Regions from separate parts of the Homo sapiens genome. Here all the other regions are linked to region 1. Evidence: chromatin loops called from intact Hi-C (ENCODE). Cell type or tissue: PC-9. All regions are shown on one strand. Region 1 overlaps TTC7A (tetratricopeptide repeat domain 7A). Region 2 overlaps CALM2 (calmodulin 2). Region 3 overlaps EPCAM-DT (EPCAM divergent transcript).

Region 1 (8,000 bases):
GAAGGGCAGCTCTGGGCAGCAGGAAGGACTGAGACGCATGGCCCCACTGAGTGAGAACACACTCCTGCCAGACACTTCTCAGAGCTTTACACCTCCTGACTCCTTTCAACCTCACCGCGCTCTCGAGAGAGATGCTGTGATTTTTCCCATTTACAGATGAGGAAACTGAGGGCCAGAGAGCTGGGATTTGCCTAGGATCCCCCAAACAGTGTGACACAGCCAGGTCTGTTGACTTGAAAGCCAGTTCCTCGGGACCGGCAGGAACAGAGCTCCTGCAGTGGGTTTCCCAGGAGGCTGGGGTTAAAGCAGGGCTTGGGCAGGGCCAGGTAGGATTTGTATGGGGAAAGGCACAGTCACTTAACAGTGCCCAAGCCAGAGACGCGGGAATCCTCTCGAGCTGATGGCTGCTGCCACCCGTGCACCTGTGCTTGGCCCAGTTGCCAAGATGCCTGTGCCATGGGACACCCCTACTCACCCTGCCCTGTGCTTCGTCCACAGGGTCTGATGCTGAGTCGGCTGGGCCACAAGAGCTTGGCCCAGAAGGTGCTTCGTGATGCCGTGGAGAGGCAGAGTACGTGCCACGAGGCGTGGCAGGGCCTGGGCGAGGTGCTGCAGGCCCAGGGCCAGAACGAGGCTGCCGTTGACTGCTTCCTCACCGCCCTTGAGCTGGAGGCCAGCAGCCCTGTACTGCCCTTCTCCATCATCCCCAGAGAGCTCTGACGACGCTGCAGCCGCAGGGAGGGAGGGGCTGGCCAGAGGGAGAGGCAGCAGGGAACGTGGGTCAGGGTGGGGCAACAGTGGCATCAGGTGCGGGGCCTCAGGGAAATACATCTTTAGTGAACGCCTCTGCAGCTGCAGCCCTCGTTCTCTTGGCTGGGCCAAGAGGGCCTTCCTGGATTTCTTTGTTGGTGCCTTGGGAAACAGTCTGACTTGAACCCTAAGTGCCTTTGGAGAGTTTTGTGGTGACCAGACTTGCTCCCCAAGAGCTGGGCAGCGGGGAGCCTCACAGCTGTCCTTCACCCTCACCCATGCCTCTGGCTTGGAGTCTGGGTGGGGGGTTCTCACTCCCCACTCTCAGCACAGTACAGACTTCTGGATCTCTCTCAGGTCTTGCCCAGGGCGGTCACAATGTGAAGAAACTGCGGGCAAGTGGGAAGACTATGAGATTTCTGGGTTCCCTTCTCAGACTTGGAGTTAGTAGATGATTCCTGCATTGCCCCTGCTTGCCCTCTGAGACCAGCTGGGCCCCACCTTGCTCTTTCCCCCTGCTACCAAGTGCCTTTGGGGTCTGACCAGGGGTACTGAGCACCGGCCCTAACACTTCCATCTCCACCCACCCCATCTCCCTGGCGATGTGCTCCAGCCCAAGCAGCCTCCGTAGGCTTTAGATCCTGTGGTTGCTAGATCCAGTCCTTTCTAATACCCTGAGTCAACACATTACTCCTGCAGGTCTTAGGCTACAATGCAGGTCCCTTGAGGGCCACCAACATGGAGGTAGGCAGTTTCTAGGACTGTCCCCAGTACATCTCACCACCCACAGCCCTTTTTTTGCCTTGATTCGAGCCTCACCCTGGCCTTTTGGCTTCCCCTGCCTGAGAGAGACCTGAGGAGGGGACAGAGCCCAGCCCCTCTCCTGTGGCTGAGCAGGCCTCTGTGTCCATGACACCTGTCTTCCGGGCCTGGGGGCTGTGGGTGTATGTCCTCCCTACTGGCTTCCCCGGCCCCTGCTGCATGATGCTCTTGGAACTCTTCTCCAAGGAGTCAGTCCCCCAGGCCTATCAGGGGATCCTTTTGTATCTGCACTTTGGGTTTTAGTTTCAAAGCTCCATCAGGTACAGCTTGCATTTCAGGATGTGTGGAAAGCTCGGGTGAGGGCTGCCCTGGTTCATCATAGCTCCACCTTCCTCGGAAGGAGTGGGCTGTTGGAGACCCCCCATCCATGGCACACTAGCTCAGCACTGCATTTCCCGAGATGATTCCCAAGACAGCTGGTGCCTCCTGGCTTTCCTGTGCCAGGCCAAGGGGCACCACAGAGGACCCTGGATCCTTTGCCTCTTCTTGGTTGAAGGATCTCTATGTATGTGTGTATATAAATATAGTTTTTTATCTATATATATAAAATAGAGATCTATTTTTTTTCTGGAATTCTGTTAGAAAAGTAAAGAAAAAGCAAATGCTGTTGGTTTATCTCAGGGTGCCCAAAGTGGTTATAGTCAATTTTTGGTACTAGGAAAGGCACCCAATGCATTTCCTGACTTTTAAGCATTTCCTTGTTGGAAGCAGCAGAGGGCCAGGCCAAGTTGCTGACAGTGACTTTGCAGGTTGAATAAAGAAACCCTTGGAGGGGAAGCAGGCTTGTCTGAAGCAGCATGTATATTCACTGGGCATGTAGCTCCCACACCAGCCTTGAGCCAGGCCCTGGACAGGAGGGGCTGTTGCAGGATGAGGGAGGCCAGAGAAGGCATCGAAGCCAAGACCTGGGCCCACCTGGGGAGGGATGTGGGAAAGGAAGGATGGGAGGGAGGACCCTCTGGGAAAATGTGGATTTGAGCTGGTGAGAGTGTTGCTAAGGCTGGGCTAAAGCCTGGAGAGGGTAGGAGGAGGCAAGAGGGGTCCAGGCAGGGCTGATCCTGGCCTCTGACCTGTCCAGGGCGACCCCTGAAGCCCCTGCTGCCTCTGGGCATTGCTGGGAGAGGCCAAGGCAGGACTCACGTCTGAACAGAGATCCCCTCGGGCATTGCTGATGGGCCACCTTCAGCTGCAGGGAAGAAGCCTAGGAGAGGAGGCATGGGAGGGACCTGGGCCTTGTTCAGATTGGCCACCTCTGCTGAGAAGTCCATACCAGTACACCCCTAATAAGTTATGCCACATACCAACGTACTGTGGATATTATAACCTGCATTAAAACAACTCTAAAGAACGCTGCTCATTTACACAGAAGCTCTGTTTCTTCCTGTACCCCAGGGGGTCACCATAGCACCCCCAAGGCTGCAGCCACCTCATTTTGAAGACAGCTGCCCTGAGGCTTCCCCTCAAACCCAGGGCTGTTCTTGGCCGTCTGGACTCTTCCCTCTTGCCGCGCCTCCCGGCGGCCTGGCCTCCCCCAGTGCCCACCCTCCGCGCCACGCTCAGCCAGACATTGCTGTCCCCATAAGGAAGGGCTTTGCTTGCAGCCTTTGGGTGCCCAGCTTCTCTTGCTGTGGCCTTATTTTAAGGTAACACATTTACAAGCTTGAGTGATTGAACACTTGGTATCAAACTTCTTGTCATGTACCCTAACCCCCAGCTGATGGCCTCCTTGGGCGAGAAGTACAGGCCACCTTAGGTGGCAGGGGGTGTCTGCCAGCCTGGGGGAGAGGCTTAGAAACTCATCCTGCCGGGAGGGGAATGGAGGGAATGTGGAAGGAGGGAAGGCTCTGCCTTCCTCTTCTGACGGGAACAGGGTTTCCCAAGCTGACCTTAAGTTGGTCGAATGTTGGAGAGTCACGCAGCGGTGGAGACCTGCTCAGGGCCCCAGGCACTGCCTTACCCCATTTGCCCATCTGCAGGCCCTGTGCTCACAAAGAAACCCTCACTGGAGAGTGAGGCACCTGGCTCCTGTGTCTAAACACACCATGCTGGGACCAGGGTTAGAGTCTGGGGACAGACCTCAGACTGCCTCTCACCCCCTCAGACTTCCACCCACGTGCCACTTTCCAGGACACAGCTCCCACTTGTGCACTTACATATGAATAGTGTTTCCTGCAGGCACAAATATGAATGGCATTTCAGCCGCCACCACCCAGACTCCTTTCTGGTACCAAAGTGCTCATTGTTGCACTCCTATCCCCCACCCAGCACTCAGATGTCGTCACTGTGCAAATATTTCTTGGGCTTGGGAAGCCTCTGACTAACCAAACCTCCCCATCCGCCTAGACTTTGATGATGACCCACGGGCAGGGAGCCTCATGCCTAAGTGGCCTGTGAAACTGACCCATGAGGTACTGATCCAAAGGATCCTGAGAGGTCAGGGAGTTCCTGACTCGAAAGGATCCCCCCACCACCCGTCCCCTGCCAGAAACTTCTTAGAATTTTCATCAAGCTCTTTCAGTTGCAAAGAACAGAGACACCCTGAAGGTAACTCAAAAGATAAGAGGGAGCTCACTGGAGCCCTAGGGCAGGAAATGGAGTGCCCAGGCCTGGGGCCAAAGCAGCCACACACCGTGAAGGAGACAGCAGGGTGACACTGCAGTCACCAGTCTGAGCTTGAAGGTGCAGCTCTACCACTACGAGCTGTGTGGCCTTGAGCAAGTTTCTTAATCTCTCTTCAGCCGTTTCTTCATCTGTACAATAAGAATGGTGGTATAGTGCCTGCTCTGTGGATTATGATTAAGTGATCCTAGAACAGTGCCTGGCCCATAGTAATTGCTCAATACACATCAGCAATTATCACTCAATACACGTGAGCAATTATCTTCTCTGCCTTTGCTGGCTCCACCCTCCTCTTCCCGCTACTGACTTCACGGAGAGGTGCTGCTCCCCTAGAACCATATTCAACACTGCCCTGGCCCTCCAGCCCCACTCCTGACTGACCTACCACCTACAGCACTTTGGCCACTCCCCTCCTAATGGCTAAATCTTGAACGAGAGGATCTGATTGGTCCCACTCATATTTCCATGGGTCACTAGGCAGCCCGCAGACTGATTTTCCTTGGATAGGTGCCTTCTCTTGATCCAATCAGCTATGACCAGGAGCCATGGGCCTCAGGACACATACGGCTGCTTTTGCAGCTGGAGTGCTAAGTGGGCAATGCCCTGGGCCCTTCTGGTCCCCTGCCTGTGTCAGCCCATCACGCCATGCCATGTCCTTTCTGGGCAATGGGTACAATGCAGGTCCCTCTAGAGAGGGCAGACAACAGAACACAGCCCCTTAAACACCCTCCTTTCTCCTTCGCATCATCATCACCTTAGGGTCCATCCATGGAGGGGCTCCTGTCCTGCTTCTGGTCTTGGAATGAAGATGACAATGGGAATAGTAACATGCCTCCTGCACTGTACTGCTAATACGATGCTTCACTTACCAGTGAACTCTCTTCTAATCACTCCTTTGATTGGGAACCTCTCCAATCGACAACCTTGGGAGGTGGGTTTTGTCCCCAAGAAAGGTGAAGAGATCACGGGGCCTCCACTCTCAGTGACTTGGTACAGGGCAGGGCCTGGGAGCACAGGGCCTTGCCCTTGGAAGACACTGTGTAGTGCCGCCTCACCCATTCTGGGCAGAGGCAGGAGCCTCCCCAAATCGCCGGAGCAGAAGGACCCCTCTGGGATCCATGGAAATTCGCATCACCAGGAGTCCTCTACGGGAGTGCCCAGGAGAGGAAGATACATGGGTCCAGGGGCCTCTTGGGTGCCCGGAACCCCCACTTGCCAGCCCCGCCCCACCACCAGCTTCGCCCCACTGGCTGCAGAGGAATGACAGTGCTCTGCGATGCCTACTACCCCAGCTCCTCTGCAGTGGGAGTAGAGGACCCTTAAGCAGCGGTCACACAAGAGGCTGGACATTGCCCCAAATAGGGTGTTCAGAAGATGCCCGAAAGCATGGGCAGCCATGGGAACTGCGTTGGGTCGTGGGGCCCCACGATCCTAACCACTCGCTGATGGCATCGTGGCTGGGTTCCAGAACCAGTATGTCCCCCATGGGCTGGCCCACAGCCTCAGAGATGCTGACACCCCCACATAGGGGCCCCCAACACAGGTGGGGGCTGTCATTGTTCTCTTGTTCTTGTTCCCGCTCACCCTCAGTCTCTCACTCTCTTAACTGTCTCTGGAATTTGGCAAGAAGTCCTTGTGGACTTCTTTAAAAACACGTATCATTGTTTCTTGAACCATTTGAGAACAGGTTGCATAAATGGTGCCCTGTTCCCCTTAATACTTCAGTGTGTGTTTACCAAGAACAAAGGTCATCCCTGTATCTAACCACAGCAGAGTTAACAAATAGGACATTCAACACTGCCACTGTGCTCTTATCTAATCCACCACCCCTATTTCAGGTTAGGCACTAGTTTTCCTTAGAGTGTTCTTCTCCAGCTCAGGGTCACACCCTCCATTTTACAGCCAGCTCCTTCTGCTCCTCTAATCTGGAAGAGCTCCTCCTCCTCTCCCTTTGCCTTTTGTGATGCTGACATTGCCGAAGGCTGCAGTGGCCTGGCCTCTGCAGTGTGACAGTGAGGTAGGCAGAGGGAAGCGGGGGCGGGGGGGCAGCAGGGGGGGCCAGGGGGAGCAGAGGCTAGAAAGCAGCTGAAGCCAAGGGGCTGAGAGAATGGAGAATCATTGATTGGTAGGAGCTAGAAGATAAAAGCAAAACTGAAGGGCAGGTGAATCTCTGTGCAGGCAGAGCTCTGGAAACAAAAGAAATGGCCACCTACTTGCAAGGTGCATAGAGATGATGGAAACACTGGAGCTCCATTCCGTCCTGAATGAGCTTTCCAACTCCTGCGGCCTAACTGCGGGCAAGAGTCCCATCTGCCTCCTCTCCTTATACGGTGGCCCCCATGAAGACTGGAGGGACCCTGAGTGTGAGTGTGTCTGTTCCTGGCAGCCCTGCACATCCCCAGAGAGAGGCTCACTCTGCTTCCCTGCACCATCAGACAAGCGGAAGCGGGACATGTTGCAGAACTTCACCGATTGCTTTTGTCTGTGGCACCCACACCCACTCAGAGAGCACATGTGCCAAGCTGGGAATGGGGCAGGCATGGGAGACTTCCTGAAGAGCAGCAGCTCTGACCCCTGAGGTGGGGCCCATCCCCACGTGAAGGTCAGGAGCACAGACGGTCTCCCCAAGGGTGCACACAGCTGAGCAGTCTCCTGCCACCCTGACTGTGATCTCTCATTTCAGCCTGGGCCCAGAAGGAAGAGGCCATTGCAAGCTTCCTCTCTCTTGTCTGTGCCAGGCCTGAGCCATCTCAGGAGCACACAGCTCACTCCCCAGCCCCCACGCAAGGGCCAGGGCTCAGTGGCTGTAGTGGTGGCATCCTGCCCAGCACACACACTCCCCCCCTAAGAACACCCACGCCAAGGGTACAGGGCCTGGTGCAAGCTGGGCTGAGCCCACAGAGGCCCCTCCTGTCCTGGGGGAGCTAGGAGAAGGGCTGGGTGCTCTCTCCCATGCAGAGAACTTTCTGAGCTGGGAGCCCCACCCTTCTAGGTGCTTGTCTTCTTTCCTTTCTCTTCTTTCTTCCTTCCTTCCTTCCTTCCTTCACTTGTTTCTCTCCCTTTCCTTTCCTTCCCTTTCCTTTCTTCTCTCTCCCTCTCTTTCTTTCTTTCTTCTTTTTTTTTTTTTTGGAGACAGAGTCTCGCCCTGTCTCCCAGGCTGGAGTGCAATGGCGTGATCTCAGCTCATTGCAACCTCTACCTCCTGGGTTCAAGTGATTCTCCTGCCTCTGCCTCCCGAGTAGCTGGGAGCCACCCTCCACCATGCCTGGCTAATTTTTTGTATTTTTAGTAGAGACAGGATTTCACTATTTTGGCCAGGCTAGTCTCGAACTCCCGACCTCAAGTGATCCGCCGGCCTCAGCCTCCCAAAGTGTTGGGATTACAGGCATGAGCCACTGCACCCAGCCTTTCCTCTTTTCTTTTCCAGTCCATCAGGCCTCCTGTGGCCTCAAAGAGCCATGCCTCCCATGCCCACCCCACACCCTGCAAGACGCCTTTCCAGAATGCCCACTCCTTGCTTGTGCCTTGTCCTTTAAGATCCTTCCCACGCCTTCTAGAAGTCCTCTGCCAACTGCCTCCCACCTTACGGGGCCCTTATGCTTTGGCAGAACACCCAGAGGCCAGCACAGCCCTGTGGGTTCTGCTTCTTGGGTTGGACCCCCACATTCCACATACCCGGGCTCAGCCACACGTGTGGGTGCCCCCATGAATGGAACGCCAAGCTGGGTCCCAGGAGGCGCCCCTGTGGCTGGGAGGCTTGAGGTACAAATGTGGAGTGAGGCCGCCATGTCCCCACCCACAGGCTGACC
Region 2 (8,000 bases), 87 kb after region 1:
GATTTTGAGGCAAATTGTGCCATAAGCAGATTTTAAGTGGCTAAACAAAGTTTAAAAAGCAAGTAACAATAAAAGAAAATGTTTCTGGTACAGGACCAGCAGTACAAAAAAATAGTGTACGAGTACCTGGATAATACACCCGTTTTGCAATAGTGCAACTTTTAAGTACATATTGTTGACTGTCCATAGTCCACGCAGAGTTACAACTCCACACTTCAACAACAACATGCTGACAGTTCCTAAAGAAAACTACTTTAAAAAAGGCATAACCCAGATGTTCCCTCATTTGACCAACTCCATCTAAGTTTAGATGTGCAGAAGGGCTTAGATATATCCAGAGTAAGCCACATGCAACATGTTACTTGATCAATTTTCTAAAATAAGGTTTTAGGACAATGACAGTAAGATAAGGGAAGAAAACATGGAGGAATGAAGTCCTAATTACTATACATGCATATTTTTTTGACAGTAGGGAGAAACCTTTTACAGATAAGTTACAAACAAAGAAAAGGCAAATAAACAATTTTGTACAAGAAATTTAACACATTCTGTACAAGGTCTTCACTTTGCTGTCATCATTTGTACAAACTCTGAAAAAGAAGAAGTACACAAAAAATGAGTCAATAGCAAAAGACCAAAAAAAAAAAAAAAAAAAAAAAATCACATTTACTCAATTACTGAGTACTCTTTCCATTCCTCTCTTTCCTCAGAATTACCATTAAGTACAGAGGGAAGCTAGTTTATTGCCCAGGCTGGAACTTCATTAACCATAACTATTCAGGTTTATTAGTAAGAGCCAAATTAACGCTTTAGATAGGCCAATATAAAAAAGAGCATTCTTGGCTCTTAGTTTAGACTTGAATTTTAAGTCTGCTGGATTACAAGACAATATTGTAAATTCAATGCTATGGGCTAGGTTTAATTTTTATAACATTACATTTTATGCTCTTTTCTAAGTTAAGTAGTTACATCATGAAAAAAATACAGAGTTTTACTCAAAATCCTTCAGTTTCATATGCCTTGCTTCCTGATATGGCCATCTTAAAAGTTAGTAGATACGATACTTTTGAAGCACATGTAAACTTCAGTTTCAGACTAAAGCCAATTAAAGAAAAAAGACAATACAGTGCGGGGAAAGAAAGTCACATTAATTTCATTTTAGGAAACTTGGAATAAGTTTGCTTTCCACATTGTTCCACAATCACACAAACACTGAACAGTGCTTCTCAAACTTTATACATGAATCACCCAAGAATCCTATTAAAATGCTGATTCCAGGTGTAGGGATAGAACCTGATAGTAAATATTTCTAAATTAAGTTCTCAAGTCAGAGCAATGTTACCTAGTCTGCAGACAACACTCTGAATTTTAAGAAGGTTAAATGTAAGTAACTGTTTTAGCAACCTAATTTCAGGGGAAGGGTCACTAATTTCGATCAGTTCCCTAACAAAGAGCCTCTTATCTTAAAAATCAAAGTGAAGAATGAGGCGTGAGACTGAAACATTTACCTTCATAGTTTACTTGACCATCACCATCAATATCTGCTTCCCTGATCATTTCATCAACTTCTTCATCTGTTAACTTCTCTCCAAGGTTTGTCATCACATGGCGAAGTTCTGCAGCACTAATATAGCCATTGCCATCCTAGCAAAAAATTTAGTATAGTTTCTGAGTCAAATTACAGACTTGAGAGTTGGAATGGAAATTTATTAAGTTTACTACTAAATTTCACATTGGGGGAAAAACATACTTTAGAAATGCATACAAATCTACACAGTTGACCTACAAATGTCATTAAGAGCCAAGCAAAATGTCCTACATTGAAATCATTATTTCCTAGTCCCAAAGTCAAGTGACACCTCCTTTGACAAGATGAACGCAATACATATATTAGAAAGTCTATACTGAATTCTTAAAAAGCTTTTGCTTGGTAATTAAAATATGTTGGTAAATCATCAAAAAAAAAAAAAAAAAAAAAAAAAAAAACAACCAAAAAAACACAAGTCTTCATAATGAGTCCTGGTATCTTCATTTCATCCTCAAAATTTAACATATCCAGTCCTTGACGTACCTTATCAAACACACGGAATGCTTCTCTAATTTCTTCTTCACTGTCTGTGTCTTTCATTTTTCTTGCCATCATTGTCAGAAATTCAGGGAAGTCAATTGTGCCATTACCTGAAATGGTTTAGTGGAAACATCAAAGCTTTAGTGGAAACATATAAGCAAACAGCAAAGGTTTAGTGGAAACATCTAAGTATCACTTCTTCAACCCCTCCCAGCCCCACAAAATTGAAGACTTACCATCAGCATCTACTTCATTAATCATGTCCTGTAACTCTGCTTCTGTGGGATTCTGCCCAAGAGATCTCATTACAGTTCCCAATTCCTTTGTTGTTATAGTTCCATCACCATCTTTGTCAAATAGTGAAAAAGCTTCTTTGAATTCTGTTTGAAAGAAAGACCACAATCCAAATACACAGATTAATAATAAAATGTAACCTAAATGAAACGTATTAACTCTTAAAGCCTACTCAGTGGTGGGATCGTGCCAGTGAACAGCCACTGCACTTCAGCCTGGCCAAACTGTAAGACCCCACGTCTCAGAAAAACCCAAAAACTTTTAACGGAAAAATACCAATGGAGGTAGCAATTGAAATGTGACTTTGACTCCTAAAGATTAACCAATCTTTATGATACCTTATGATAATATTTCAAATATATCTTTGACCAATCATACCACTGTACTTTCATGCTGACCTAAGTAAAATTATCCTAGGTTTACAGAGGAAAAGAACCAAATCCCCAAATGACTGGCTCCTCTGTCACTGAAGCTGCTCTGTGGAACATAATTCAAAATTACAGACCTAACCTACACTCACAAAACAAAAATAAGACTACTGGTACCCAAATACGTATTTCTACAGAGTAATTAAACTGTTTCTGTATACTGTGTTTAGAGTTAGCCACTATGTCTAAATCAATCACCTACTAAATTAAAACAGGCTACTTTCCCTTTCTAGTAAGGCAGGAGAAGGGACTATATAAAGAGTCTATAACAATGGGCTGATCAAGATATAAATGTCCAGTTTTAGCTAAATGCATGTCACTGAGAACAAAGATCATTTTGAGCTTTCTTTGGAATATTAAAACCCCAACCTTATATAGTGAAACTGATTATTCCTCAACATCTTGTTGTGATAGTATGTTCCTTCCTGCTGTTGTTTTTTTTTTTGAGATGGACTTTCGCTCTTGTTGTCCAGGCTGGAGTGCAATGGTGCAATCTCAGCCCACCGCAACCTCCTCCTCCCAGGATCAAGCAATTCTCCTGCCTCAGCCTCCCGAGTAGCTGGAATTACAGGCATGCACCACCACGCCCAGCTAATTTTCTATTTTTAGTAGAGATGGGGTTTCTCCACGTTGGTCAGGCTGGCCTCGAACTCCCAACCTCAGGTGATCCGCCTGTCTCTGCCTCCCAAAGTGCTGGGATTACAGGGCATGAGCCACTGTGCCCGGCTATATGTTCCTTCTAATACATCACTAGATTACATGGAAACCTCCTGCTGGTGCAACACTCCAGACTACCTGGCTTCATTCACCATTTACAGATAAACTAAAACAAGCCAGGTGCAGTGGCTCACACCTGTAATCCTAGCACTTTGGGAGGCCAAGGTGGGCAGACTGCCTGAGCTCAGGGTGAGTTCCAGACCAGCCTGAACAACAGGGTGAAACCCCGTCTCAGGCCGGGCGCGGTGGCTCAAGCCTGTAATCCCAGCACTTTGGGAGGCTGAGGCGGGTGGATCATGAGGTCAGGAGATCGAGACCATCCTGGCTAACACGGTGAAACCCCATCTCTACTAAAAATACAAAAAAATTAGCCGGGCGTGGTGGCGGGCGCCTATAGTCCCAGCTACTCGGGAGGCTGAGGCAGGAGAATGGCGTGAACCTGGGAGGCAGAGCTTGCAGTGAGCTGATATTGCGCCACTGCACTCCAGCCTGGGCGACAGAGCGAGACTCCGTCTCAAAAAAAAAAAAAAAGAAGAAAAAGAAAAGAAACCCCGTCTCTACTAAAACACACACACACACAAGCTGGGTGTGGCGGCGTGTGCCTGTAGTCCCCCGTCTCTACTAAAACACACACACACACACACACACACACACACACACACACACGCTGGGTGTGGCAGCGTGGGCCTGTAGTCCCCCGTCTCTATTAAAACACAAACACACACACAAGCTGGGTGTGGCGGCGTGCGCCTGTAGTCCCAGCTACTGGGGAGGCTGCAGCAGCAGAACTGCTTGAACCCGAGAGGCGGAGGTTGCAGTGAGCCGAGATCACACCACTGCACTCCAGCTTGGGCAACAGAGTGAGACTTGTCTCAAAAAAAAAAAAAGAAAGAAAGAAACTAAAACAGACTAACTTTGATACTGCAAAGTTATACCAATCAGTAAATAATAAAGCTAGTATTTTCCAAGTAAGTCATTTCCCAGAAAATATTAGACCCTATCAGCAAATGAATACAAAAAGTTTCCAAGTTCATTGGGCCATTAAGCTTTCCCAACATAGCCATACATTTGAAAATTTATGTGACACATGTGTAAGAAATGGTGTACCTTCTTTACGGTCCAAGGCCAATTTATTCCCTGCCTGCTTATCCCTAACTCCAATTCGCGTACACCTTCCAGTTTCATTCCGTATTACCTCTTCCCTGGACTCAACTATTCTTCCACTAATTTGCCCATTACCACATAAATATCTTCACATCGCTTAGCCTAAAACTAAATTGAAACCTTAGTTATATTTTAAATGCTTGCCCTTATCCCTCCCCAAATTTTGGAAGGCACTACTACTCATACCAATTTCCTCTCTCCAAACAATCCACTATTTTAAAATGACATCCAGCTCCAACTCATCACCTGAAAATGCTGAGTTTACCAATGACTACTAGTCAGTCACCCAATCCATCAAGCATGCTTCAATGTGAAGCCATATGGCATAGAAACTAAAATGAGACTTTGTAACTTGACTACTGGGTTAGAATTTCCTAGCTCTGTTTCTTCTTCTGGCAATGCAATATGGACAAGCTACTAAACCTTTTCTGCCTCAGCTTCCTCATTTCTGTGAAATGACATAAATGTGCCCAGTAAGTGGGGTGACACAGTATACCATGCCCACAAGGGGTATTCACCTGGTCACCCCCCATAAAAAAATTAGTATGTGTCAAACACTTAGAACTATGTCCAACAAATACATACTTAATAAATGTCAAGATAAAGACTATCTCATTTTTTTGCAGCATCCAAAACTGCATGGAAAAACTCTCAAAATTTTTCTTGGCCTTCGTAACAGTACTTTGATTTTCCTCCTACCATATACTGCCAAAGGCTCTTACTCCTGTCTCTTATGTCTAGATGTGACCAATTTTATCCTTTTTTTCCACTCCTTGGCCACTTCATCTATACCCACTTACAACGAAGATATCTTTAGTCTACCCATCTCGCTCAATAAATGTCTTTATTTCTGGCTGTCTACAGGATATAGCTCCCCTGGCTGATGACAAGCAAAACATATGAAAATGAATTCTATACTCCCAGGCAACCCTAAAGGTACTAGCAAAAGCCCAAGAGCCACTTTTAACTCTTTCAGTCTGAAATCTGTCAACAGGTCTCGAATTCTATCATTTAAATACTGCCTGATTTTTCCTCCATCTCTACAACCAGTATTTTGGTTCAAGGCTCCATCGTCCTTTGCCAGGGCTATTACAATTGCCTCCTAACTGCATTCTTTCTTATTTAAATATTACTGGTTTATAGAGGAACTCATCTAATACCAATCAGAAGGTTCATACCACACTAATTGATTTTATGAAGATAGTATACAGTGCTAACCTAGATCAACCTAATGACAAAAATAGATCAGGGAGTCTCCACCTACAAATAGCACAATTGATAAAGACATTTCAATTTTACTGTTTTTAAACAGAATGTAGAAATATCTAGAAATACATATATTGGAGTTCAGACACATTGCACCTTTCACCTAATTTAGGTTACAAGAAAATTAAAGGACTTTGAGGTATTTGTTTATATTACATTCTCTGCTATGGGTATCTTTTAACACCACCATTAGGTGCATAAATTCCCAATGTTTAATTAGCAGTAATCACCTTTCTATTACATGATTTAACAAAAAGCTAAATACTGGAAGATGCATAGTGTAAGACTATGTATAACTTTCGAGAAATTTAAAAATCTAATAACACTTAAAATGTTTGCTAGAATAAGTAAAATGCAGAAAATAAAACCGTATCTATGCTAATACCATTTGTTATTCATTCAAGAAAGGAACAAATAACATTTCTTTTAAAGGTCAAGGTTTATTCCAAATTTTTACTTGTATTTTTATACTAAAGAGTAAAAAATACCTGTAAAAACTCAAAATAATAAACCCCAAAGTAAAATTTTAATTCACCTGCCTTTACAGTTTTCCTGTACTTCAGAACTAGCGTAATCTTTATGTATAGAAGCATATAATTCTAAACTGTAACTCCCAGGAATGACCTGAAATTAAATCCAAGAGTCAAAACCTAAACACACAATAAAGAGAACAGGTCCTGAATGCCACAGAACAGCTATCTTCTACATAATTGATAGATATAAGGAACCTACCAAAATCCATTTTAGCTGACCAAACTGAAACTTTCAGAAAAATCTATTACTCAAGTTTTATTTGTTCATTAGCAACCCCAAGGCCCTTCCCTAATTAGTTTATTACCTAAACATATAATTTTATTAAAATAACATGTTTTAAAAATTTTATTAAAATAGGTTATCACAAGACAATTACAAAACAAATCAAATGACTGTTTATTAACTTCTATTTCTTCACAAAATTCTGAACTTAATAATCCCTTAAAGATCATGTACTGGAACTCTTTTGGCGCTTCATGCAGTTGTTGCTATACATTGAGTAATATTAATATTTTTCTCAAACAAATTTGGACCTTGAAAATTTAATGAAAGTTTAGGTACAGACTTCTTAAGGAAAAAATACTGTACATTTTTCCTATCAGTCTTCCAAAAGTCAAACAGCAACAACTAATGACATCATGGCAGAGTTATCAACAAAATGAAATTGTTAGTGATGTCATACTAGACTGGAATGCTTTATACGACCAAGTAATATAAAAAATTTTAGGCCGGGAGCAGTGGCTCATGCCTGTAATCCCAACACTTTGGGAGGTCAAGGTAAGCGGATCACCTGACGTCAGCAGTTCAAGACCAGCCTGGCCAACATGGTGAAACCCCATCTCTCCTAAAAATACAAAAACTAGCCGGGTGTGGTGGTGCACGCCTGTAATCCCAGCTACTTGGGAGACTGAGCCAGGAGAATTGCTTGAAGTTGGACAGCAAAGGTTGCAGTGAGCCAAGATCATGCTACTGCACTCCAGCCTGGGCAAGAGAGTGAAGCTCCGTCTCAAAAAAAAAAAAAAAAAAAAAAAAAAAAAAAAAAATTTAGTAACTTCATCTACACAAGGATGTTAGCGGTCACCAGCACTTACAACTAAAAAAAAAAAAAAAAAAATTTTTTTTTCTTTTCTTTGAGACAGGGTCTTGCTGTGTTGCCCAGACTGGTCTTGAACTCCTGGGCTCAAGCAATCCCACTGCCTCAGCCTCCCAAAGTGTTGGGATTAGACATGCGCCACCATGCCCAGCCACCAACAATTACAATTTACCAGATTAAAAAATTGCCTTCATCTCAAAGGTAAACACTGAAATATACCAAATTTGGGAGGAAGGGACTTGGAGAGTAGGCAGAAATCTTAGGATAGTAGTGCTCTAGAACTTTTTTGTGTTACACACTCATTGAGAATAAAATTTATTCAAGGAATATTCAATGATTACTATGTGGCAGGTACCGGGCCTACAAAGTAGAACAAAAAGGTCCCTGACCGCACATGATTTTTATTTTAGTAGCATAGAAGTTTTGGTTCCTCTGC
Region 3 (8,000 bases), 250 kb after region 1:
TTTGCTGGGCACCGTGGCTCATGCCTATAATCCCAGCACTTTAGGAGGCCAAGGCAGGTGGATCACTTGAGGTCAGGAGTTTGAGACCAGCCTGGGCCAACATGCCCATCTCTACTAAAAATACAAAAATTAGCCGGGCGTGGTGACACACACCTGTAATCCCAGCTACTTGTGAGGTTGAGGCAGGAGAATGGCTTGAACCTGGGAGGCGGAGTTTGCAGTGAGCTGAGATCAGGCCACGGCACTCCAGCTTGGGCGACAGAGAGAGATTCCATCTCAAAAGATAAAATTATCTTTTCTTCGTTTTTACTACAAAAGCAAGGCATGTTAATTTGCTGAAAACCCAAAGAAGCAAAAAGAAAACATAAAAAACACCATAACCCTACCATCAGCATATTTACAATAAACAACGACTTGTTGAGTAGTATAAGCCAGAAAATGTGATCAGCCTATTATGTTATTTTTAAATTTAATCCTCACAACCTATAGATACTATTTAAATCACCATCCAGCATGTGATTAAACAAGGCCGGGCGCAGTGGCTCACACCTGTAATCCCAGCACTTTGGGAGGCGGGTCACTTGAGGCCAGGAGTTGGAGACCAGCCTGGCCAACATGATGAAACCCCATCTCTACTAAAAATACAAAATTTAGCTGGACACGGTGGCACATGCCTGTAATCCCAGCTACTTGGGAGGCTGAGGCAGGAGAATCACTTGAACCCGGGAAGTGCCAGTTGCAGTGAGCCAAGATGGCGCCACTGCACTCCAGCCTGGATGGCAGAGTGAGACTGTCTCAAAAATAAAAATAAATTAAAAATTTAAAAATTTTTAAAAAACATATGATTAAACAAAATTTCAGAGAGGTTAGGTATCCTGCCCAAGTTCACACAGCCAGTGAGGAGCCCAGCTGGGATTTGCACCCAGGTCTGTCAACTTGAACTGTAAAGATTTATTCCCTATTTAGAGGCTTGTTTTTTGTTTCTTGTTTTTTGTTTGAGACGGAGTCTCACTCTGACGACCAGGCTGGAGTGCAATGGCACAATCTCGGCTCACTGCAACTTCTGCCTCCTGGGTTCAAGTGATTCTCCTGCCTCAGACTCCCGAGTAGCTGGGATTACAGGTGCGTGCCACCATGGCCAACTAATTTTTGTATTTTTAGTAGAGATGGGGTTTCACCATGTTGGCCAGGCTTGTCTTGAACTCCTGGTCTCAAGTGATCCGCCTGCCTCAGCCTCCCAGAGTGCTGGGATTACAGGCATGAGCCACTGCGCCTAGCTATTTAGAGGTTTTCAGGAAGCTGAGAGGGTATTTGGGAGCCAAGAGCTGTTTCTGGGGCCCAGAAGTATCCATCTTTCAGCAGTCTCAGCTCAGGAGTTCCCTGCCTGGCTGGCTATCCCTGGCCATCCCCGGCTGCACCCACCTGCCCGCCAGCCTTTCTCAGTTGCATCATCCTTACTGGCTGCAACTGCAATATATTCGCCTGTAGCCCTGTGGGGGCTACTACAGAACACAAACAGAGCCCTGGCTGGTGAGACTGCTGACACAAGAGCCAGAGGCTTTGCTCCTTTTTTTTTTTTTTTTTTTTTTTGAGACAGAGTCTCCCTCTGTTGCCCAGGCTGGAGTACAGTGGTGCAATCTCAGCTCACTGCAACCTCTGCCTCCGGGTTCAGGTGATTCTCATGCCTCAGCCTCCTGAGTAGCTGGGATTACAGTCATGCGCCACCACACCCAGCTAATTTTTGTATTTTTAGTAGAGATGGAGTTTACCCATGCTGGTCAGTCTGATCTGGAACTCCTGATCTCAAACGATCCGCCCGCCTCAGCCTCCCAAAGTGCTGGGATTACAGGCATTAGCCACCACGCCCAGCCCCATCACTACTTTGTAAACTGACGGGCAAGTCCCTTGAGAATCCCCATCTCTCACAGAAGTAATAGCAATTAGTTTTTCCTGTGGTTCTGAAGGAAGTAAAGTATTATATACAAGACCACCCAGATAGTTTAAATGCCATATAACATGGAATATAATGTTACTGAGATAACTAAAGGCAAAAATAACCTGTATATAACATGCTTACAATGTTCAAAGGGTAGCTGATGACTTTAGATTTGAGAACACACGCAGGCAGACCCATCAATACCCAAGGAATACCTTAGTCACAGAATAGGAATAGGCAAATGCATATTGATCAGAAAATGTACCTGACATGCAAACCCAGAACAGGTGAGTTTGATGTGGCAATGGACGGAGGAAAGCTGGAACCCTGAGGTTAAGACTGAGATTGGGCTGGAGTCCGGAGAGTCTGGGCTGAGGGTAGAATTCCCACTTATTATGGGATCCAGTGGGACCCTTCATAGAAGAGGCTGAGTTTCATAATCCTGGTCTATCTGATTTGGAGAGTTCCTGGAATCTGGGGAGACACCCCACAGGCTTTGTCTGAGGACTATTTGCAGTTCTTTGAACCTCAGAATAGGAAGACTGAAGTGAGAACTCAGAGCAGAGAGTAAGCCAAGGCTACTTTGAATGCTCAAAACCAGGGAATGGGTCCTACTGCTTTCCAAGTGTAAGCATGGCCAGCCCAACCAGCCCAGAGCCCTCAAAGTCAAGCCCCTCACTGGTCAGCCTCATGGCATTCTTGATCTAATGCCCTGTGGCTTTAAACTGCCAGCTTTTGCAAAAGGAAGAAGAAAGTCCTGTATTTCTTCTGGACTCCTACAGGCTCTTTGAAACAATGCTGTTTCTGTTTGAGATGATGATACCCTGAAAGCACCTGTGCACTCCTGCAACTTGTCATGTGCCCATTGAATAACAAATTGACCAACTGACATTCTTAGAGACGCCACTGAAGACCTAGTGCTGGGTTGGACCTATGGGGAGACCCAGAGGTTCATAACTCTGTCTCTGCCCTCAAGGAGTTTAGCATCCAGGGATTTAGGTGGTATTTGGGTCACTTTGGACCTCACCATGGGCACAGGAAAAAAATCCAGGAAATGTCTTCCTCAGTGTCAGCCTGAGCAAAATAATGCCCCAGCTGACATTTCTGTGTCTAGAAATGTTTACACAGGGATTGCACTGTGCAGAGCACTATACCACATGGATTTGCCTTTGTAGGTTGTACTATACTTGCACATTTCCAAGGGCTGAGGAAGGGAAGGTGAGAAACGTGGTGATGAGCCCCACTGTGGCCAGCACTGTGCCAAGCGATCTTTAAAGGTGGTGGTTTTAGCCTTACAACCACCTGGGTGGCCAGTATCTTCATTCTCACTCTGCAGTGGAGAGATTACAGCTTTAGATACTGAATGCTGTGGCTCAGGGGGCTGGGGCTGACAGTGCACCCTCGTAAGCCAGTGGGGAAGAAGTCTGGCGGCAAGGTAGCTGGCAGCTTAGGAAGCACCTGGGCTGCTTGCTAAGGAGTGGGACTTTCTTCCAGAAGCTACAGGGGGCCCAGTACAGTAGTGAGAGAGCCATCTGATCAAATCTGTTGGAAAGCTGCCTGGCAGCTGTGTGAGGGCTGGGTGGGGAAGGGGGAGGAAAGATTGCAGAATGAGATCAGAGAGAGGACTATGGAAGGACAAATCTGTTTTCCCTCCTCCCCCTATCCCATGCATACCGAATAACAGTCTCTAGAATCAAAACAAGCATTTTATTTTATTTTGTTTTTCAAGACAGTGTCTCAATCTGTCACCCAGGCTGGAGTGCAGTGGCATAATCTCGGCTCACTGCAACCTCTGCCTCCTGGGTTCAAGTGATTCTCCTGCCTCAACCTCCCGAGCAGCTGGGACTAGAGGTGAGTGTCACCACACCTGTCTAATTTTTGTATTTTTAGTATAGATTAGGTTTCACCATGTTGGCTGGCTGGTTTCGAGCTCCTGACCTCAAATGATCCTCTTGCCTCAGCCTCTCAAAGTGCTGGGATTATAGGCATGAGCCACTGCGCCTGGCCAAAGCAAGCATTTTAATAACCCATTTTAAAATTTTAGACCCAAGTCAGTGACCCCTGTATTAATTTCGGTAATCAAAAGTTGGCTAAATTGAGCCAGCTGAGTGAGACAAGGTTGTGCACTCAGCACTACCCTGGCAGGTGGCTGCTAGGAAGACATGCTAGAAAAGATTGGCCATCGTGACAAAGGGAGAGCAGGTGAAGGCACTGACGGGGTTTGGGATTTAGGCAGACCTGAGGTTGATTTCTGGCTTAGCCATTTACTAGTCATGAAACATTGAAAACATCATTTAATCTCTCCGATTTTCTTTACTTCATCTTTAAAATAAGGGTCAGCTGGGTGTGCTGGCTCACACCTGTAATCCCAGTACTTTGGGAGGCTGAGGCAGGAGAATCACTTGAGCCCTGGAGTTCGAGACCAGCCTAGGCAACACAGTGAGACCCCCCCCCCCCCGCCAATCTTTACAAAAAAAATACAAAAATTAGCCAAGTGTAGTGGTGTGCACCTGTAGTCCCAGTTATTTGGGAGGCTAAGGCGGGAGGATTACTTGAGCCCCGGAGGTCAAGGCTGCAGTGAGCCCTGATCACTATATTCCAGCCTGGACAACAGTGAGACCCTGTCTCAAAAACTACACTACACTACACTACACACTACACTACACTACACTACACACTACACTACACTACACTACACTACACTACACTACACTACACCACACTACACCACACTACACTACGGGTCATCAACTTTCTCTTGCATGATTGCACGAGTACTATATTCAAAGTGACTAGCACACCAGTGGTGCTTGGTAGGGACTAGCTAAAATATCCTCATTCCGACCTGGGAGCCACAGTGATGGCGCACATCTGCCTGGCCCCTTCCTGTGGAGCAACACTGCCCTTCAGTGGCTAAACAGTGAATGACAGGTGTGCCGGCTGCTCCCACCCAGCCCTGCATTCCACACGTCAGAAGAGTTGTTTAAGGGTCAGACCTGCCGCATGTACTTTTCACAAAGTTGGAGCCCTACCTTGGCCAGCAGGTGACAGGTCCCACTGTCCCCAGGACAGGGCGAACTCAAGGCCAGTGGATTCTGAATCTTGGGCTGGGAAGAAAACACAAGCTCAAGTAGTCTTGGAACAGCTCTCTAGAGATGGCCATGACCTCCAACCCACTCCACCCTAGCCACAAGAATAGTGTAAATGAAAAGCAAATGCCAGTGGCACATTCTGGCACCCCTTGGCAAAACAAGGAAGGAAGCCATTCCACAAACACTTAGCGGGCACCGTCCAGGCCTCTGGGTCCGTGCTAGGCTGCAGATACCATGGCCAACAAAAAGGAAGCTGACTATTTAGTTGGGAGAAGGACATTAATGAAACAATCACCCAGATACGTAATTGCAGACTATAACAAGGATCTGAAGGGAAGGCTCAGGGTGCTGACTCCATCCAGGACAAGATAAGGAGTGCTCCTTGGTGCTACTGTGGGCTTCATGAGCACCTCCTGGTGAAGCCACTGCCCCTGGGGCCTGTGCACACTGTGGACATTGAAATGCTCACTGCTTCTGGAAGTGGGCTGATGTGGCTCTGGGCTGTCTACGCCTCCAGCTGGTAGATAGGAGTCAGGGAAGTCACCAAAAGATGAATAGGCATTAGTAAGTACTGGTGGAAACCCAGGAGCGGGAATGCCATGCTCAAAGGCTCTGAGGTGGGCCCGGCACAGTGGCTCACACCTGTAATCCCAGCACTTTGGGAAGCCGAGGCAGGAGGATGGCTTGAGCCCAGGAGTTCGAGACCAGCCTGGGCAACATGGCAAAACCCTGTCTCTACAAAAAAAAAAAAAAAATAGCTGGGTATAGCAGTGTGCACCTGTAGTCTCAGCCACTCAGGAGGCTGAGATGGAGGATTGCCTGAGCCCAGGACGTAGAGGCTGCAGTGAACTGTGATTGTGCCACTACACTCCAGCCTAGACAACAGAGCAAGACCCTGCCAAAAAAAAAAAACAACAAACAAACAAAAAAACAAAAAGGCCCCGAGGTGGGGTCCCATGGGGATATCTTTAAGGAAATGTGTCTGGAGCTCAGAAACCCAGAACAAGAGTAGTGCAGGTGACACTAGGGCAGTAGGCAGGGCAAGGCCTTAGGCACTGGGGGGCAATATCAGGGGTGTGGTCTTGATCCTAAGACAGTGGGACACCACAGACAATGCTCCTGCCTCCCTGCCAGCTGTCCTCCTTCAGGGATAAGGCCCCTTTTGCTGCCTCCCTCCTCCCCTCACTGCCCAGGGTGCCTCCATCAAGTCTTCTCTGGATTTCATCCTTTTCTCCCAACTCCCAGTAACATCCTCTCAAATTAAGTCTGGGATTTTTTTTCTTCCTCCCTTCTTACCACAGTAAAATTCTGTTAGATAAAAACTAGCATTTAAAACCATACTCCAGGGCAGGTTCAGTGGCTCACACCTGTAATCCCAGCATTTTGGGAGGCTGAGGTGGGCGGATCACCTGAGGTCAGGAGTTCGAGACCAGCCTGGCCAGTATGGTGAAACCTCGTCTCTACTAAAAATAATGAAAAATAGCTGAGCATGGTGGCACATGCCTGTAATCCCAGCTGCTCAGGAGGCTGAGGCAGGAGAATCGCTTGAATCCGGGAGGTGGAGGTTGCAGTGAGCTGAGATCACACCACTGAACTTCAGCCTGGGGGACAGCGCAAGACTTCGTCTCAAAAACAAACCAAAAAAAGCATACTCCAGTCAGGCCCAGTGGCTCTCGCCTGTAATCCCAGCACTTTGGGAGGACGAAGTGAGAGGAGAGCTTGAGCCCAGGAGTTTGAGACCAGCCTGGACTACATGGCAAGACCCTGTCTCTAAAAAAAAATTTCTTAATTAAAAATAAATAAATAGAAACCACACTCACACTTCTAAGCTGCAAGGACTTGTTGCCAGCCCCGTATGCTCATCCCTGTGTGGGCTGAGCCCGGGAATGAAAGAGGAAATGTACTCCGACCTTGCCCCTGAGGGGCTTCCCATCTCGCCCTGAATCCAGGGGCTACCTTTCAGCCAGCTGCACTACTCCATTCAATGGAAATGGCACTTGGAAATGCTTCTTCTCTTTCTGAACATTTAGGTCCTCACACAGCAACCAAGCCAGTGGTCAGTGAGTGCATTTTGTGAACGCTTTGAGGTATAGAAGGAAAGAGCACTGGACCCCTGCAGTCTGAAAACATGGGTTTGTAACCTGGCCCTGCCATTTTTCAGGCTGTGTGTCCTTAAACAAGACTTCTCTGAGCCTCGATTTCTTCGTTAGTAGAGTGGGGTAAACAAGACTTTCCCTGTCTACCTTGCAGAGGGTTTATGGGGATCGTATGAAGTACCACAGTGGTTCCTGGATGGCAGTCCTTAAACAGGTGCTACACATGAGGACGTTTTCACCAGCCCACGGTGAGATGAGGAAAATCAGGACAACGAAAGGAGGTGTTTACAAAGGTAGATTTATTCAACCTAAAGGCCTGGACTGTACTCTGAGATTGTGTCTTTCTTGGGGTTTATTTGCATTGAAATTACATTTACTTTATGAAATGATAGTGATGTTAGCAGATTTTTAAAAATGTTTTTACTTAACAAAATTAAAGTACAACTACCCAGTTTGGGAGATCTTACCAGTCTGTAAAGCCCCAAACCCTTTTGAGTCAGTGAACCAGAAAGCCTTGGCAAACCACAAAGAGCTACGACCAGAGGCCACCTCTTGCTGTCTTCCTTTGCTGCCCCTCTGCTAGCTAAAGCCTGTGTGGTAGGGGTGGGTTCCAAGGGTCAAGGCCCAGACATGCTTTTCATCTTGACTTTAAAAGCACAGATTCTGGAACCAGACTGTTAGGGTTTAAATATCAGTTACACTCCTTTCTAGTTGCGTATGACCTTGGACAAGTTGCTTCTGCTCTCCATACTTTGATGCTCTCATTTATAACATGTGTGTATTAATAGTGAAGATTAAATGTAAGGCAAGGGCTGGGAACGGTGGCTCCTGCCTGTAATCCTAGCACTTTGGGAGGCTGAGGCAGAGGGATCTCTT

Evidence for each region. Peaks named below come from ENCODE experiments on the same cell type or tissue, not always from the same donor. Only the 100,000 strongest peaks of a DNase experiment are listed, where the experiment ranks them.
Region 2: a loop joins it to region 1, with 5 times the contacts of the local background. A loop is called at or near these places in 50 of 110 quality-filtered maps.
Region 3: a loop joins it to region 1, with 5 times the contacts of the local background. A loop is called at or near these places in 7 of 110 quality-filtered maps.

The regions. Positions count from the first base shown.
Region 1 is chr2:47,073,204-47,081,203 of GRCh38, forward strand. TTC7A (tetratricopeptide repeat domain 7A) reads left to right here. Exons shown (of 20, transcript NM_020458.4): 20 at 499-2,920. The coding sequence ends at 720. Among named protein-coding and RNA genes, the nearest start is that of STPG4, 78 kb to the right of the region's middle. RefSeq lists enhancers at 6,761-7,538, 7,539-8,000. In PC-9, no CTCF peak of the experiment used is centred here; DNase peaks (open chromatin) are centred at 3,838, 4,228 and 5,978; H3K4me3 peaks cover 599 bases; H3K27ac peaks cover 5,436 bases.
Region 2 is chr2:47,160,215-47,168,214 of GRCh38, forward strand. CALM2 (calmodulin 2) reads right to left here. Exons shown (of 6, transcript NM_001743.6): 3 at 2,305-2,448; 4 at 2,072-2,178; 5 at 1,509-1,644; 6 at 1-590. The coding sequence ends at 562. Among named protein-coding and RNA genes, the nearest start is that of STPG4, 8.9 kb to the left of the region's middle. In PC-9, no CTCF peak of the experiment used is centred here; no DNase peak of the experiment used is centred here; H3K27ac peaks cover 5,172 bases.
Region 3 is chr2:47,318,453-47,326,452 of GRCh38, forward strand. The region is part of intron 3 of EPCAM-DT (EPCAM divergent transcript); the gene reads right to left. Among named protein-coding and RNA genes, the nearest start is that of BCYRN1, 13 kb to the right of the region's middle. RefSeq lists a silencer at 4,718-5,012 and enhancers at 4,718-5,012, 4,994-5,153. In PC-9, CTCF peaks have their summits at 4,861 and 5,060; DNase peaks (open chromatin) are centred at 2,719 and 4,879; H3K27ac peaks cover 785 bases.